Linked DNA regions of Homo sapiens: region 1 is linked to region 2. A link is a contact called in ENCODE Hi-C or POLR2A ChIA-PET data. All regions are on one chromosome and are shown on one strand. The core of a region is the stretch at or near the end of the contact, and the rest is flanking DNA. Distances in the headings are between cores, read along the strand shown. Region 1 has its middle 15 kb from the start of C5orf47. Region 2 holds the start of RPL26L1 (ribosomal protein L26 like 1).

The links. A loop is a pair of places that touch in the nucleus more often than their neighbours do. ChIA-PET counts read pairs that join two places held with the same protein, here RNA polymerase II (POLR2A). Pooled maps may share reads with other maps.
Region 1: a loop to region 2 is called in a map of CD4-positive, alpha-beta T cell, with 4 times the contacts of the local background. The contact joins the enhancer-like site here to the promoter of RPL26L1 in region 2. A Hi-C loop is called at or near these places in 1 of 168 maps with a recorded cell type or tissue (CD4-positive, alpha-beta T cell) and 2 of 50 pooled maps. POLR2A ChIA-PET finds 5 or more read pairs at or near these places in 2 of 52 experiments (PC-9 and naive thymus-derived CD8-positive, alpha-beta T cell).

What each region holds. Positions count from the first base shown.
Region 1 is chr5:173,970,152-173,977,606 of GRCh38, forward strand. No RefSeq gene overlaps it. Among named protein-coding and RNA genes, the nearest start is that of C5orf47, 15 kb to the right of the region's middle. RefSeq lists an enhancer at 3,041-3,120. Within about 2 kb of position 2,925, at least 13 of the 41 ENCODE cell types and tissues checked have a DNase peak (open chromatin) inside an H3K27ac peak, as active enhancers do.
Region 2 is chr5:172,957,296-172,964,647 of GRCh38, forward strand. It overlaps RPL26L1 (ribosomal protein L26 like 1), which reads left to right and starts at 2,129. Exons shown (of 4, transcript NM_016093.4): 1 at 2,129-2,173; 2 at 2,570-2,746. The coding sequence starts at 2,579. RPL26L1-AS1 (RPL26L1 antisense RNA 1) reads right to left here and starts at 2,073. Exons shown (of 4, transcript NR_026682.1): 1 at 1,995-2,073; 2 at 844-962; 3 at 1-7.

The DNA.
Region 1 (7,455 bases), core at 1,675-4,174, 1.0 Mb after region 2:
CCTAGGGACAGGGAGGACAAAAGCAAAGGAAGGGCTGGCTCCCCTCTATGTCTGAGCAGACCAGCCAGATGAGGCTGGAATCTGTTTTCTAGAATTTGCCTTAGTCCCAGGGAAAAAATTCCATCCGGGAGTTTGCTCATTCATTCATCTATTTATTTCTTCAACAAATATTTGTTATTCTTAGGCCCCGAGGATGCTGTGGGGACAAGACAGGTAAAGGCTCTGTCCTCTTGGCATTTATGTTCTGGAGACAAAGGCCTGGGTTTGAGCCCTGGGATGTATGTGTGTGTGTGTGTGTGTGTGTGTGTGTGTGTGTGTGTGTTGCTGTGTCGGATTTTGGTGAGTCACTTCAGCTTCAGCAGTGCAGCCTTAGTGAAATGTGATGGGCGTCATTGGGAAGATCTCGGGAAAGAATGCCGTGAAAAGATAAGGCACTACTGTTATGCACAGAACCACTAATCTGAATTTGCGACTTTATAACTGTTACCCAAAGTTGTTGATCTGCAAAAGAGCATTGCATCAGGGAGTTTCTTTATTCATTCAGTCATTCATCCAACAAGTATTTGCACTGTCCCAGGCTCTGGGGACATTGTGGGGACAAATCCAGCAAAGTCCCTGTTCCCTTGGCATTTATGTCCTGGGAAAGGGAACTCATCAGACGGTCACCAAGTAAACACGTACATAAGTAGGAAAACATTAGTGCTAAGCCTCGAGGAAATTAAACCAGCTAATACAGTGCAGACTAGGAAGGAGTGGGGCTATGTTAACTGGGCGATTAGAGAAGGCCTCCTTGACAGGTGAGATTTAAACACATCTGAATAATGAGAAAACACAAGCCATGCTAAACTGTGAGGAGAAAGTATTCTGGACAGAGGAAATAGCACGTGCAAGTGTCCTGGGGCAAGACTGAGCTTGATAAATGTGCAAGGAAGAGCAGTGTGGCCGGGCACAGTGAGCCAGGGGGCGCACCTGAGCTCAGAGAGGTGGAGGGGCTGCACAAGACAAGACCTTGTTAGCCCAGTAGAGACTTTAGATTTTATTTCTAATTACACAGAGGGAGAGTCAGTGAAGAGTAGCTGCAGGGGAGGAATGGGACTGATTTGCGATCACCAGGACAACTGTGGGAAGAATAGATTGTAAAGGAGCCCGAGTGGGGCAGGAGAAGCCCTTAGGAGGGGATAGCAGTGGCGCTGGTGTCACTGGTGTCAGTGGAGGATGGCAGCAGAACCGGGCCACGTTAGCTCTTCGTGTCAGAGAGAACGTGGGCAGTGAGGAAGACACGTGCGCGTGACTTGAGAGTTGGCAAAGTCCCACGTGCCCTACTATTTTGGGAGGAAACACAATTTACAACGCATTACTAATCTCGTTCCCTTGGAACACTTCAGCAAAGGCAAAACTTTCATGAAGTCAGAAGGAAACAAGGCCAGTTCTAATCCTGCCTAGACACACAGAACCTTCAAAAGGAAGGTATCGATTACAAAGGGAGACTGTTACCCCAATCCCCTCCCTGTCCTCTGAAGTCTCATTGAAATTCTTTGCTTATCTGAAAGGGTATGAGATCCTGCTTCAACAAGTAAGGAGTGGTATTAATACTTAGTTGCATGAAACAGACTCTAATTCTGATCAAGCGGTGCTCTAATTTGGCGGGGGCGGGAAGGGCGGTTCTGGAAGGAAAATGAGATGGAAGTGATGATGCAGGCAACTTAATTAAGAGACTGGGCGCAAAACCCAGGTGTGTGTCTGTGTTGGTTTTGTGGTGTGGAGGCAGCAGGGGGAGGGAGGAAACACTCAGTTTTCCTGCTACCAGGTCTAGAGAATTGTATCTCAGTTCCCTGTAGGGGTGGGGCCCTCCCATTCCTTCAGGGTTGGGCCAGGTCCCCTGGGCCCAGGGTCCTTTCATTCACAAAGGACTGAAAATGGAGACAGCTGACATTATCTGAAGGCTGAACAATAGCCATAGAGCTCCACTGCCTGGTATCATAGCATTGAGCCCTGAACACCTTTCAACTTGGTACCATTATCACACCCTCTGTGGTAACCCACAAAGAATCCAATCTTCCCCTAATTCTCAACAAGAGCACAAGGATGTTACATTGTACTTTGAGGGTTAATAGCATTTATTTATTTGTTTAACATACACATTTAAAATATATCAATTTCTGTGTGTGGTTTTTTTTTTTTTTTTTTTTGAGATGGAGTCTTGATCTGTCGCCCAGGCTGGAGTGCAGTGGCGCCATCTCGGTTCACTGCAACCTCTGCCTCCCAGGTTCAAGCGATTCTCCCGCCCCAGCCTCCTGAACAGGTGGGATTACAGGCGCCCGCCACCACACCTGGCTAATTTTTATATTTTTAGTTGAGACGGAGTTTCGCCATGTTGGCCAGGCTGGTCTCCAACTCTTGACCTCAGGTGATCCGCGCGCCTCGGCCTCCCAGAGTGCTGGAATTTAGAGGCGTGAGCCACCGCACCCGGCCCACAATTTGTTTATTATAAAAAAGGAAATCTCTCTTCCCCTCAACACATAGAATTGGCCTGGGCCTCTTTCCCTCACAGAGCAGTCCTGGGGTTAGCACTTTGAAAGTTAGGGGACTTAGGAGCAAGGTGTGTTCCGGCTCCCCACTCCCCCCGAATCAGTCCCCTTTCCACTCTTGGGAACACAATGGAAGCTGCCAGAAGCTGTGGCAGAACTAGCGGAGGGTGAAGGAACAGCATTTCAGGCAGATGAGGTGGGTAGGCCCTTTCCTGACAGCCATCCCCGAGGTGTCCTCAGGGGACCATATGTCCCAGACCTGCTGCTGGCCAAATGGAATTCATGACTAGGAATATGCACCGTTTGGTTAACTGCGCTCCTGCAGCTGTTTGATGAGGGGTGGGGAGGGAGGAGCCAGTCACCTCTTTTGTGGGCTGAAATTCCATCTCACGTCATGGATCCTGGGCTCCCAGGCTGCGCACCCCCAAGCCCGCCTGCCTCTCTCCGCTTGCGCCGCGGCTCACGGGGGTTGGAGACGCACCTTCTCCACGTGCCGTTTTCAAAAAGCTCAGGCAGGGAGTCGTGTTTTGAGTTGAGGCTACTCACTTCACTTCTTGGTAATAATAAAAATTGAGGGAGGCGGCGTCGGGGGAAAAAAAGGGTTTCCTTCTTAAAGGGGAAGGGGGGAGATGAAAAGGGACGACTTTATCCGGGAGCTGTGACTGCCACCTGGTGGACAATGTCAGCTGAGCAAGACAAAGGCTCCCCGCTTCCAATCAGCCCTTCCTGCATTCTTCACTCTTCTGGTCGACTGTCTCCCTCCGGGAGAAGCTCCGTGGAGGGGAAGAGAGAAACAACCATAACACAGTGTGACGGATGCTGTGATTGGCGCGGTCTCGAATAGGGGCTCAGGCTGTGGCAGCCAGAGCCACACAGCCTGGGTTTGAGTCCCTGCCCCGGGACTTCCCTGCCGTAACTTTGGCTGAGCGACTTAACCTCTCCTGTGCCTCCTCCTTCTTATCTGTAAAACGAGGCTCACGGCCCCTACCTCACAGAATTGGCAGTTCCTGTCTCCTAGGTCGTAAGGATGGAATAACGCACTCCATGTACATACCGAGCACGGGTCTGGCTCAGAGACAGGGCTCAGAAATTGGCTGGTAGCATGGAGAGAAGCCTGGAGCCACGGGAACCTCTGGATGGTGTCAGGTGCTCTGCGGCCCACGGGGGCGGGGGAAGGACTAGTGAGCAGAAACTCCTCCTCGCCTTATCAGGTGAGAGAGACAGGCATGAACACTTGAATGAACAGAAAAGGCACGTTCCGGCCCCATGGTCTCCTTGGGGAGGTAGACTTGTACACAGGTGATTATAATTTGTAATAAGCATATTCTGGGATGGGATGCAGTGCCATAGGAGCTTCCCCACCTCGGGAGTGGGCAGACTTTGGGGAAACAGTGGAGGTGGCGCACGCTGGTACTGAGGGTTGGCCCCTTGCTGCAGGTGAAGGAGATGCTGGAGATGATGTCTAAGTGTTGAGATAAGCCACAGTCCTCTCCCCCTCTTACCAGAACACTCGAGTCCCAAGAGGCTGGTGGTGGTGGTGGTGGTGGTAGGGGGGCAGGTGCTGATATGAGGCTGAGGTGGGGGAGGGTGACAATAAACAAGTACACAGTAAATAAGAGAATTTCAGAGCATGGTAGAGACAATGTGTGAGGGAAGGCGCAAGGACAGAGCTGCTTTGGAGAGAGGGGTCCAGGATGGCAGCTCCCAAGAGGGGCCTTTAGGCTGAGATCTGCACCGTGAGAAGGTGTAAGCTGGGTGCACCCTCACTTATCAGGCTCTCGTGTCATCCTGCTGGGCATCCTGTTAGCAGCCCCGCATGCTGACTCTCGTGGAGAACAGGGAAGGCCCCAGGTGACTGGGACAGTGAGACAGCTCTGTGACTGTTCCATATGGACAGGCCAAAACAGGGTTTTAAGGCACAGTAGCTTCAGTCTCCTCTGTTGCCTACATCTCCTCCTTCCCTGTTCTTCTGTCTAAGCGGAAGGAGTTAGTATCAGATTTGATGTCTCTCCTACCAAAATAAACACTAGATTTAAAAATATATATTTTATATTTATATAAATATATATTCAAAAGGACTGGAGAGCTACTGAGGTGGTAAGACCTTGAGGCCGGTTGTGCACAGGTCTGGGCAGAAGACAAGCACCACGGTGATGCAATATCCAGCATGACTTCTCCTCCAGACATTGGCTGATCGTGAGTGACAGCCTAGAGGCTAAGACGCTGAGCTGTAGGTGGCCTCATGGGGTGTAAGGGACAAAAATAAGACCAGGTCCAGAAAGGGCCCTGATAAACACCCTGGACTTTCAACTGGGGCATTTAAGAGCGAGAGTCTAGAGAGTAAGACCAAACAAGATATACACTAGCCTTTGTAAAGACTGAACCCAGCTATAAATCAGCTTGATCCCAGATAAGGAATTAAGATGAACTTCCTCTACCTCAGCTGCCCACCAGAAACAAAAGTAAATTCTCTCTGGAGAATGATAACATTATCTGGAGTTTCAAATAATCTCTACAATTTTTATTACACACCATCTGGTATTTGATTTTAAAAATTTTTCCAGCATGCCAGAATTCAAAATCCAATGACTAAAAAATAAGAGAAACAAATGGCTTCGGTTACCATAATGGTAGTTTTAAATTTTCAATAGTTTTTTGTGGAACAGGTGGTGTTTGGTTACATGGATAAGTGCTTTCGAGGTGATTTCTGAGATTTTGGTGCATCCATCACCCAAGCAGTGTGCACTGTTGCTGCTACACCTGAGCAGTGTAGTAGACTACCCAATGTGTAGTATTTTACCCCTCACCCTCACTCCCACCCTTTCCCCTGAGTTCCCAAAGTGCACTGTATCATTCTCATCCTCCATCCTCATAGCTTAGCTCCAATTTATAAGTGAGAACATACAATGTTTGGTTTTCCATTCCTGAGTTACTTCACTTAGAATAATGGTCTCCAACTCCATCTAGGTTGCTGTGAATGCATTATTTTATTCCTTTTTATGGCTGAGTAGTATTCCATGGTGTGTGTGTGTGCATATATATATATATATATATATATATATATATATATACATTTTCTTTATCCACTCGTTGCTGAATGGACATTTGGACTGGTTCCATATTTTTGCAATTGCAAATTGTATGGCTATAAACATGCATGTGCAAGTGTCTTTTTTTTTTTTTTTTAAATAAAATGACTTCTTTTCCTTTGGGAAAATACACAGTAGTGGGATTGCTGGATCAAATGGTAGATCTACTTTTGGTTCTTTAAGAAATCTCCCAACATGGCACATATATACATATGTAACAAACCTGCACGTTGTGCACATGTACCCTAAAACTTAAAAAACTTAAAGTATAATAATAATAAAATTAAAAAGAAATCTCCACGCTGTTTTCCATAGTGGTTGTACTAGTTTATATCCCCAACAGCAATGTGAAAGGCTTCCCTTTCCACCACATCCACAGCAACATTACCTATTTTTTAATTATGGCTATTCTCGCAGGAGTAAGGTGTTGGCGCATTGTGGTTCTGATTTGCAGTTCCCTGATCATTAGTGATGTTGAGCATTTTTTTGTGTTTGTTGGCCATTTGTATATCTTCTTTTGAGAATTTTTTCTTCATGTCTTTAGCCCACTTTTTGATGGGATTATTTGTTTTGTTTTTCTTGCTGATTTGAGTTTCTTGTAGATTCCAGATATTAGTCCTTTGTTGGAAGTATAGATTGTAAAGATTTTCTCCCACTCTGTGGGTTGTCTGCTTACTCTGCTGATTATTTCTTTCTTTTTAGTTTAATTAAGTACCATCTATTTACCTTTGTTGCATTTGTTTTAGGGTTCTTCGTCATGAAGTCTTTGCTTAAGCCAAAGTCTAGAAGGGTTTTTCCAATGTTATCTTCTAAAATATTTATGGTTCCAGGTCTTAGATTTAAGTCCTTGATCCATCTTGAGTTGATTTTTGTATAAGGTGAGAGATGAGGATCCAATTTCATTCTTCCACCTGTGGCTTGCCAATTATCCCAGCACCATTTGTTGAATAGGATGTCCTTTCCCCACTTTATGTTTTTGTTTGCTTTGTCAAAGATCAGCTGGCTGTATTTGACTTTATTTCTGAGTTCTCTATTCTGTTCTGTTGGTCTATGTGCCTATTTTTATACCAGAGTACCATGCTGTTTTGGTGACTATATGCTTATAGTATAGCTTGAAGTTGGAAAATGTGATGCCTCCAGATTTTTTTTTTTTTTTTGCTTAGTCTTGTTTTGGCTATGTGAACTTTTTTTTTTTTTTTTGGTCCCATATGAATTGTAGGGTTGCTTTTTCTAGTTCTGTGAAGAATGATGATGGTAATTTGATGGGAATTGCATTGAATTTGGCAGTATGGTCATTTTCACAATGTTTTTGGCAGTATGGTCATTTTCACAATATTGATTCTACTCATCCATGAGCATGTGATGTGTTTCCATTTGTTTGTGCCACCTGTGATTTCTTTCAGCAGCATTTTGTAGTTTTCCTTGTAGAGGTCTTTCGCCTCCTTGGTTAGGTGTTAGGTGTATGCCTAAGAATTTTATTATTATTATTATTTTTTGCAGCGATTGTAAAAGGGGTTGAGTTCTTGTTCTGATTCTCAGCTTGGTCGCTGTTGGTGTATAGCAGTGCTATTAATTTGTGTACATTGGCTTTGTATCCTGAAACTTTACCGAATTCATTTATCAGATCTAGGTGCTTGTTGGATGAGTCTTTAGGGTTTTCTAGGTATATGATCATATTATTGGCAAAGAGTGACAATTTGATTTCTCCTTTACCAATTTGGATGCCCTTTATTTCTCTTGTCTGATTGCTCTGGCTAGGACTTCCAGTACTATGTTGAATACAAGTGGTGAAAGTGGGCATCCTTGTCTTGTTCCAGGTCTTAGGGGGAAATGCTTTT
Region 2 (7,352 bases), core at 879-3,378:
AATTTTACTGAACCACACAGCATGTTAAAAACAAAACAAAACAAAGCAAAAAGCCTTCCCTGCTCTGCTTGATCATGGATACTCCTTGATGATCTTGGGTTCTCAAGATCTGTCTTTACATGGCTTTCCTTCACCAGTGAGGCTCTGAACTTCTTGGGAGCACTCCTCCCCAGATCTCTTTAATCAAGACCTGTACCTGGCTCCATGTAGGTACCAAATAAATTGATGAGCAAATGAATGAATGTATGAGTAAATAAGTGGGTGAATGACAATAAATGGATATGTGATAGAGAAATGAGTGAATAAACAGAACCAGTGAGTGAGTGAGTGAATGAATGAGTGAATGAATGAATGAACTCCTTGGGGCAGGGCATGGGTTTGACTAACACCTAAGGACTATTCTAAGAAGAACCTCTGACCTTTACTGTGTGTGCGCCGTTATGCCAGCGTCTGCTCCTGGGTTGCCGATAGGTAATGACTTCCTTTCTTAGGACTGCCCCCCAACCTCCTTATTCTTGGAGCCTGGGCACACGCACAGCTGGGTGGCCCTTCAGCTGATACTGCCTTAACTGCTTTAACTCTGCCTGCTGTGCTGTCCAGGCTTCTGCAAATAGCCCAGGTGTGGCCATCCTCCAGAGGCCTCCAACATTAACTGTGAAGGGCCCGGAATAAAACCTAGTATTAGTAGGCCAGGCGCAGTGGCTCACGCCTGTAATCCCAGTACTTTGGGAGGCCGAGGCGGGAGAATCACCTGAGGTCGGGAGTTCAAGACCAGCCTGACCAACATGGAGAAACCCCGTCTCTACTAAAAATACAAAATTAGCCGGGCGTGGTGGCGCATACCTGTAATCCCAGATACTGGGGAGGCTGAGGCAGGAGAATCGCTTGAACTTGGGAGGCGGAGGTTGCGGTGAGCCGAGATGGTGCCACTGCACTGCAGCCCAGGGAACAAGAGCGAAACTCTATCTCAAAAAAAAAAAAAAAAAAAATCTAGTATTAGTAAACGCAGGTGTTTAACAATGTCACCACTACATGTCAGGGAACACTGATAAACTAAGAGAGAGCACGGGACCTGCCTGGGTGTGGCTGCTGTACTTGCAAGACATCTTCCCTCTCTGAGTTTCAGCATGCCGGCATTTGGCACTAAGTTGTCGTTCAACATATATGGAATGAATGAACGAAAGGGAGAGTTGGAGTTAATAACACCTTGCATAGAATAAACCCCGTCGGTTCTTAACCCGAAGAGAGTCGAGACCCAGAGCCCTTTTCCTTCCCTGCCGCCACGGTGCCCACGGAGGGGGCGTGGTTGATCTCCCTCACAGCTCCGTCGGGACCAGAGACCCGGGGACCTTTTACACCCAGGGTCCGCGCAAAGTGTCGGCCTAGCCAGTGGTTGGGTGGCGCCCGGGCCTCCAGGCAGTCTTCCAGGGGTCGGCGAACGAAACGCGGAGCTCGGGAGCGACCCGGCGGGGCCAGGCACGGGCAGAAGGGCCAAGAGGGCCACAGGTGGGCGCGGAGCGGCCGGAGTGGGCGGGGACTGGATGAGAGGGGCGGGGTCTAGGAGAGAGGGGCGGGGCGGCGGCCACAAACCCGCAGGCACGCCGCCGGCCGCCGTTTAGTCCCAGAGATAGAAAAAAGTAGAGGTAGGAGGGCGCGGCGGCTCACGCCTGTAATCCCAGCACTTTGGAAGGCCGAGGCGGGCGGATCACGAGGTCAGGAAATCGAGACCATCCTGGCTAACAGGGTGAAACCCCGTCTCTACTAAAAATACAAAAAATTAGCCGGGCGTGGTGGGGGGCGCCTGTAGTCCCAGCTACTCGGGAGGCTGAGGCAGGAGAATGGCGTGAACCCGGGAGGCGGAGCTTGCAGTGAGCCGAGCTCGCGCCACTGCACTCCAGTCTGGGCGACAGAGCGAGACTCCGTCTCAAAAAAAAAAAAAAGAACACCAGTAAGCCTCTACCGCAGGCCCTACACAAGCAGGCCCTTGTACTCACTGGCATCGCCCTCCCGGGGCCGCCAGGAATGAGGCACTGAGATCCCACCCCAAGCCGCTGGGGGCGCCATTCGACTTCGCTCCTACGGAAATGGGGCTTCGATGTCTTTCTGCGCTTGCGCGGCACGGAAACTCACTTCCGGCCCTGCGCACTCAGGGTCTGAGGCAGCTAGTAGCCGGGTGAGTGGAGGCTGGAGTTTTCTCGGACAGTGAACTCTACCGCCCCGTGAGACCCTGCCCTATGTGTCGCGGGAACACATGTCACCCCACAGCTCTCTTTGAGTGACCTCCCGACCACCCATTCCTGCCTAACCCTAGCATTCCTTCCTCAGCCTCAAGGTCCCAGTGCTACCCTCTCCCCCACGACCCCTTTAGACGGGCATGCGACCTCCACACACGCCTCACTTTATGTGATAGTCAGACTAGTCGCATCTCTCTGTCCTCCCTCAGTTGCCTTTTCAGAGGCTACCTCCCCTGTAGAGCCTTTGTTGGGGGATGAGGAGTGTCTTGGGTCGAGAACAGGCCCCTGTAACCCACTGAGCGCCCCTTCATTCCGTCTCTCTCCGCCCTTTGTAGAGGGTCACCATGAAGTTCAATCCCTTCGTTACCTCGGACCGCAGTAAAAACCGCAAACGTCACTTCAATGCCCCCTCACACGTGCGCAGGAAGATCATGTCATCCCCGCTCTCCAAGGAGCTGCGGCAGAAGTACAATGTCCGCTCCATGCCCATCCGCAAGGACGACGAGGTCCAGGTACGTCTCCCTCCGGCGCTAGTGGCGCTCGGACACCGTTGCCTAAGAACGTCATGCGTGGAGCAGTCACAGACTCACATGCCTCAGGACTCTGGAAAGTAGTGTGACCCTTCAGATGTGTTAGGCCAGAGATAGGGTTCAGAGCCACCAGAGAGTGCCTGCGTTGCTTTAGAGCATTTAATTATTTAATAGTAATAGTAAAATTTAATAAAACAGTATGTCAACCAAGCAAAAACCTGCTTTTTTGTTTGTTTTGTAGAGATAGGGTCTTGCTATGTTGCCCAGGCTGGTCTCTGAACTCCTGGCCTCAAGTGATCCTCCCACCTCAGCCTCCCAAAGCACTGGGATTACAAGTGTGAGCCACCGTGCCCCACCAAAAATACTTTTGATTTAACCTTCTGGCTGCTAGTTTGCCAAGTGTTGTTGCCCAGGGTGGCTTGTTGAACCAGACTGTAGGGGAAGGTGCTGCAGTGAGAGTAGTGTTTTAGTGTATTTGGGTGTAGTGGGATTGATGGACAGAGATTTGTGGGAGCTGGCCATGTGATAGCATTGGATTTGGCAGGAGAACTGGTAAAGATGCAGCGAGTCACTCTTTCATAATTTCTAAAAGACTGGCCCATGTGAGAACGTACAAGCCCTCTGTTCTCTGTGATTGGAGCTTAGAATGCATGAGAGGAGGGAAGGGAGTTGGATATGAGTGAAATAAGCAGGGGCTAGATTCATTCCTCAAAGGAATATTTATGGAGCACTTACCAGAGATTGTTCTAGGACAAGATTGACGAGGCCCTTGTTCTCATGGAGATCACGTTTTAGAGCAGGGTTTCCTAGCCTCAGCTCTATTGATATGTTGGACTGGATAATTGTTGTGGGGGGTGGGGGGTGGGGGCTGTCCTGTGCATTGTAGAATGTTTAGCAGCGTCCCTGGCCTCTCCCCACTAGATGCCAGTGGCACTCCCTCCCTTCACAGTTGTGACAAGCAAAAATATTTCCAGATATTGCCAAATGCTCCCTGGGGGGCAAAATCAACTCTTCCCTCACTCAGTTAAGAGCTATTGTCTTAGAGAATGAAATGACATAAGGTGATGAGGCTTGGTGTATCATCTGAGACACTGGGACTCTTTGAAGGTTTGGGGATATGTTAAGGAGGAAAAAATGTGGAGTTAAGCCGGAAGTGTGACAGGAAGAGTGGAAAGAGTAGTTCAGAGGTATGATCAGCAGTTTCAACCCCCTCTCTCCTGGATCCTTCCCATCAGACATGTTCTAGAATGGGGGAATTGCAAATACTTATAGGGGATAGGTAGGGATAGAAAATGGCAAACTGGAAAGCTCAAGCCTCACATATAAGATATAATCATCTACCTTTAGCCCATTGATGCCTGGGGGAAATGCAGGCCCATTGTTAGATTCTTGGATTTTCAAAGAGAGCTGGAAAATTTGGATTCACTTCCCTAGCCCACATTTCCTTCCAGCTACTACACTTTGTTCTCTATTCATAACCAACCTCCTCAAGAGAGCTGTCTACACTTCCTCATCTCCCATTCACTCTTGGATTCTCTTCAGTCTATTCCCTGTCCCCACTACATTATAGAACCTACTTTGACGTAGATCACTAATAATCCCTTCGTGACTGAATCCAGTGGACACATCTAGCATCTCTTTCTGCTCTGTGTTCTCTACGTAGGTAAAGAATAGGTAATAATCCGTTCTTAGAGCTTTAAATGTCTGCTGTGTGCTAACAACTCCCTCTTTTATATCCCAGTCCAGACCACTTTAGACAACCTGTATATCTGACTACCTATAACACAGACCTATAGATCTGACTACCTACTGAACATCTCTATTTAGGTAGCCCATTGACATTTCAAGCTTCTTAAGAGTACTCTTGATCCTAACACTCTCACTGCCTCCAGAATCCAACTCTACTCCCATCTTCCACATCTCCAGTAAGTGCCATTTATATCTCCCCAGCTGCATATGCCCCTAAACCTTTGTTATCTTTAACAACGCTCCTTAACCCCCTCTTGTAATCTACCATCAAGGCTTGTTGATTCTACCTCCAAAGTAAGTCTTGAACCTATTTCCTGTCCAGTTCAAGGCAGCATTGCAGTTCCCTCTTTTACCTTTGTCCATTTTCCACAGAGTGGTATTATTTGCAAATCAGGTCCTATTTAAAACCTTTGGCAGGCTGGGCATGATGGCTCACGCCTGTAATCCTAGCAGTTTGGGAGGCCCAGGCGGGTGGATCCCCTGAGCTCAGGAGTTTGAGACCAGCCTGGGAAACATGGTGAAACTCCATCTCTACTAAAAATACAAAAAATTAGCCAGGCGTGGTGGTGCACACCTGTAATCCCAGCTACTCGGGAGGCTGAAGCATGACAATCGCTTGAACCCGGGAGGCGGAGGTTGCAATGAACCGAGATTGTGCCATTGCACTCCAGCCTGGGTGACAGAGTGAGACTCTGTCTCAAAAACAACAACAACAACAACAAAAAACGGCCAGGCACAGTGGCTCACGCCTGTAATCCCAGCACTTTGGGAGGCTGTGGCAGGCAGATCATGAGGTCAGGAGATTGAGACCATCCTGGCTAACACGGTGAAACCCATCTCTACTAAAAATATAAAAAATTAGCTGAGCGTGGTGGTGGGCGCCTGTAGTCCCAACTACTTGGGAGGCTGAGGCAGGAGAATGGCGTGAACCCGGGAGGGGGAGCTTCCAATGAGCCAAGATCATGCCACTGCACTCCAGCCTGGGTGACAGAGTGAGGCTCTGTCTCAAAAAAAAAAAAAAAAAAAAAAAATCCTTTGGCAGTTTTATATCTGCCAAAACTGACCTGTACATTTTACTGTATGTAAATGATGCCTCAGTTAAAAATAAAATGATTTCAAATTGTGTTCATTGCTATGAAGAAAATATAAAGGATGCTATGATATTGATTAAAGGACCTGGGAAGGCTTCTCTGAGGAACTAATACATTTAAGAGAAGACCTGAGAAATGAGGAGTTAGCCAGGTGCTTACCAATGGTGCCTGATGTGCTTATAAAATCTAAAATCATGGCCAGGCGCGGTGGCTCACGCCTGTAATCCCGACACTTTGGGAGGCTGAGGTGGGTGGATCACCTGAGGTCAGGAGTTCGAGACCAGCCTGGCCAACATGGTGAAACCCCACCTCTACTAGAAATACAAAAATTAGGTGTGGTGGCACACACCTGTAATCCCAAGTACTCGGGAGGCTGAGGCAGGGGAATCGCTTTAACCTAGGAGGTAGAGGTTGCAGTGAGCCAAGATTGCGCCACTGCACTCCAGCCTGGGCAACAGAGTAAAACTCGGTCTCAAAAAAAAAAAAAAAAATCTAAAATCATTGACTGCAAGGCCCTCTATGGGCCAATCCTGGTCTACTTCTCCATCCTCATCTCCTCCTAACCCCCATGTGCTCTACACTTTAACCACACTGGGCTTCTGGGGTCTTTAAATACACCTTGATCTTTTCTCCCGCTGGAATGTTCTCTCTGCCTGGAGTGCTCTTCCTTCTCTCCTTTACATAGGTAACTCCTCATTCTTCGGGTCCTACCTTAAATGTCCGTTCCTCAGAGAAGCCTTCCCAGATCCTTTAACCAATATTATAGCCTAGCATTCTTTATTTTTTCTTCGTAGCAGTAAGCACAATTTGAAATCATTTTATTTTTAACTGAGGCATAATTTACACACAGTAAAATGCACAGGTCAGTTTTGGCAAATGTAAAACCAAATAGCCATTACCCTAATTATGATTAGACCATTAAAAAGACCATTTTTAATCATCCCAGTAAGTTCCTATGTGACTTATTCCAGTTAGTGGTCATGTATTTGTCTATGTACTCATTAACTGCTTACTGGCCATCAGGCTAAGCTCCATGAAACCAGAGAGTTCATCTTGTTTGTTGTCTGACCTCAGTGCAGAGCCTGACACTTAGAGAGGAGAAGGGTCAGTCAATATTTGTTGAATGAATGAAAAAAATTTTTTGAGTAGGTAAGATGTAGAAGGTGAGACAGAGAAGGAGGGCAAAGAGGGAGAAGGAGCTGCTGTTAAATATATATATATTTTAAATTAGAGACATTTATTTATTTATTTATTTATTTAAAAATAGGTATTGCTTTGCTGCCCAGGCTGGTCTCAAACTCCTGGCTTCAAGCAATCCTTCTGCCTTGGCCTCCCAAAGTGCTGGGATTACAGGCATGAGCCACAGTGTCTGGCCTGTTGCCTTTTTTTTTTTTTTTTTTTTTGAGACAGAGTTTCACTCTTGTTGCCCAGGCTGGAGTGCAGTGGCACAATCTCGGCTCACTGCAACCTCTGCCTCCCGGGTTCAAGCCATTCTCCTCCCTCAGCCTCCCAAGTAGCTGAGATTACAGGCACACACCACCATGCCTGGCTAATTTTCATATTTTTAATAGAGACGGGGTTTTACCATGTTGGTCAGTCTGGTCTCGAACTCCTGACCTCAGGTGATCCACCCGCCTCAGCCTCCCCAAGTGCTGGGATTACAGGCGTGAGCCACCACGCCCGGCTGCCTGTTGCCATTTTTTGAATGCCTAAGAGGTATGAATTGTTTCAGCCAAAGGCCATGCTGG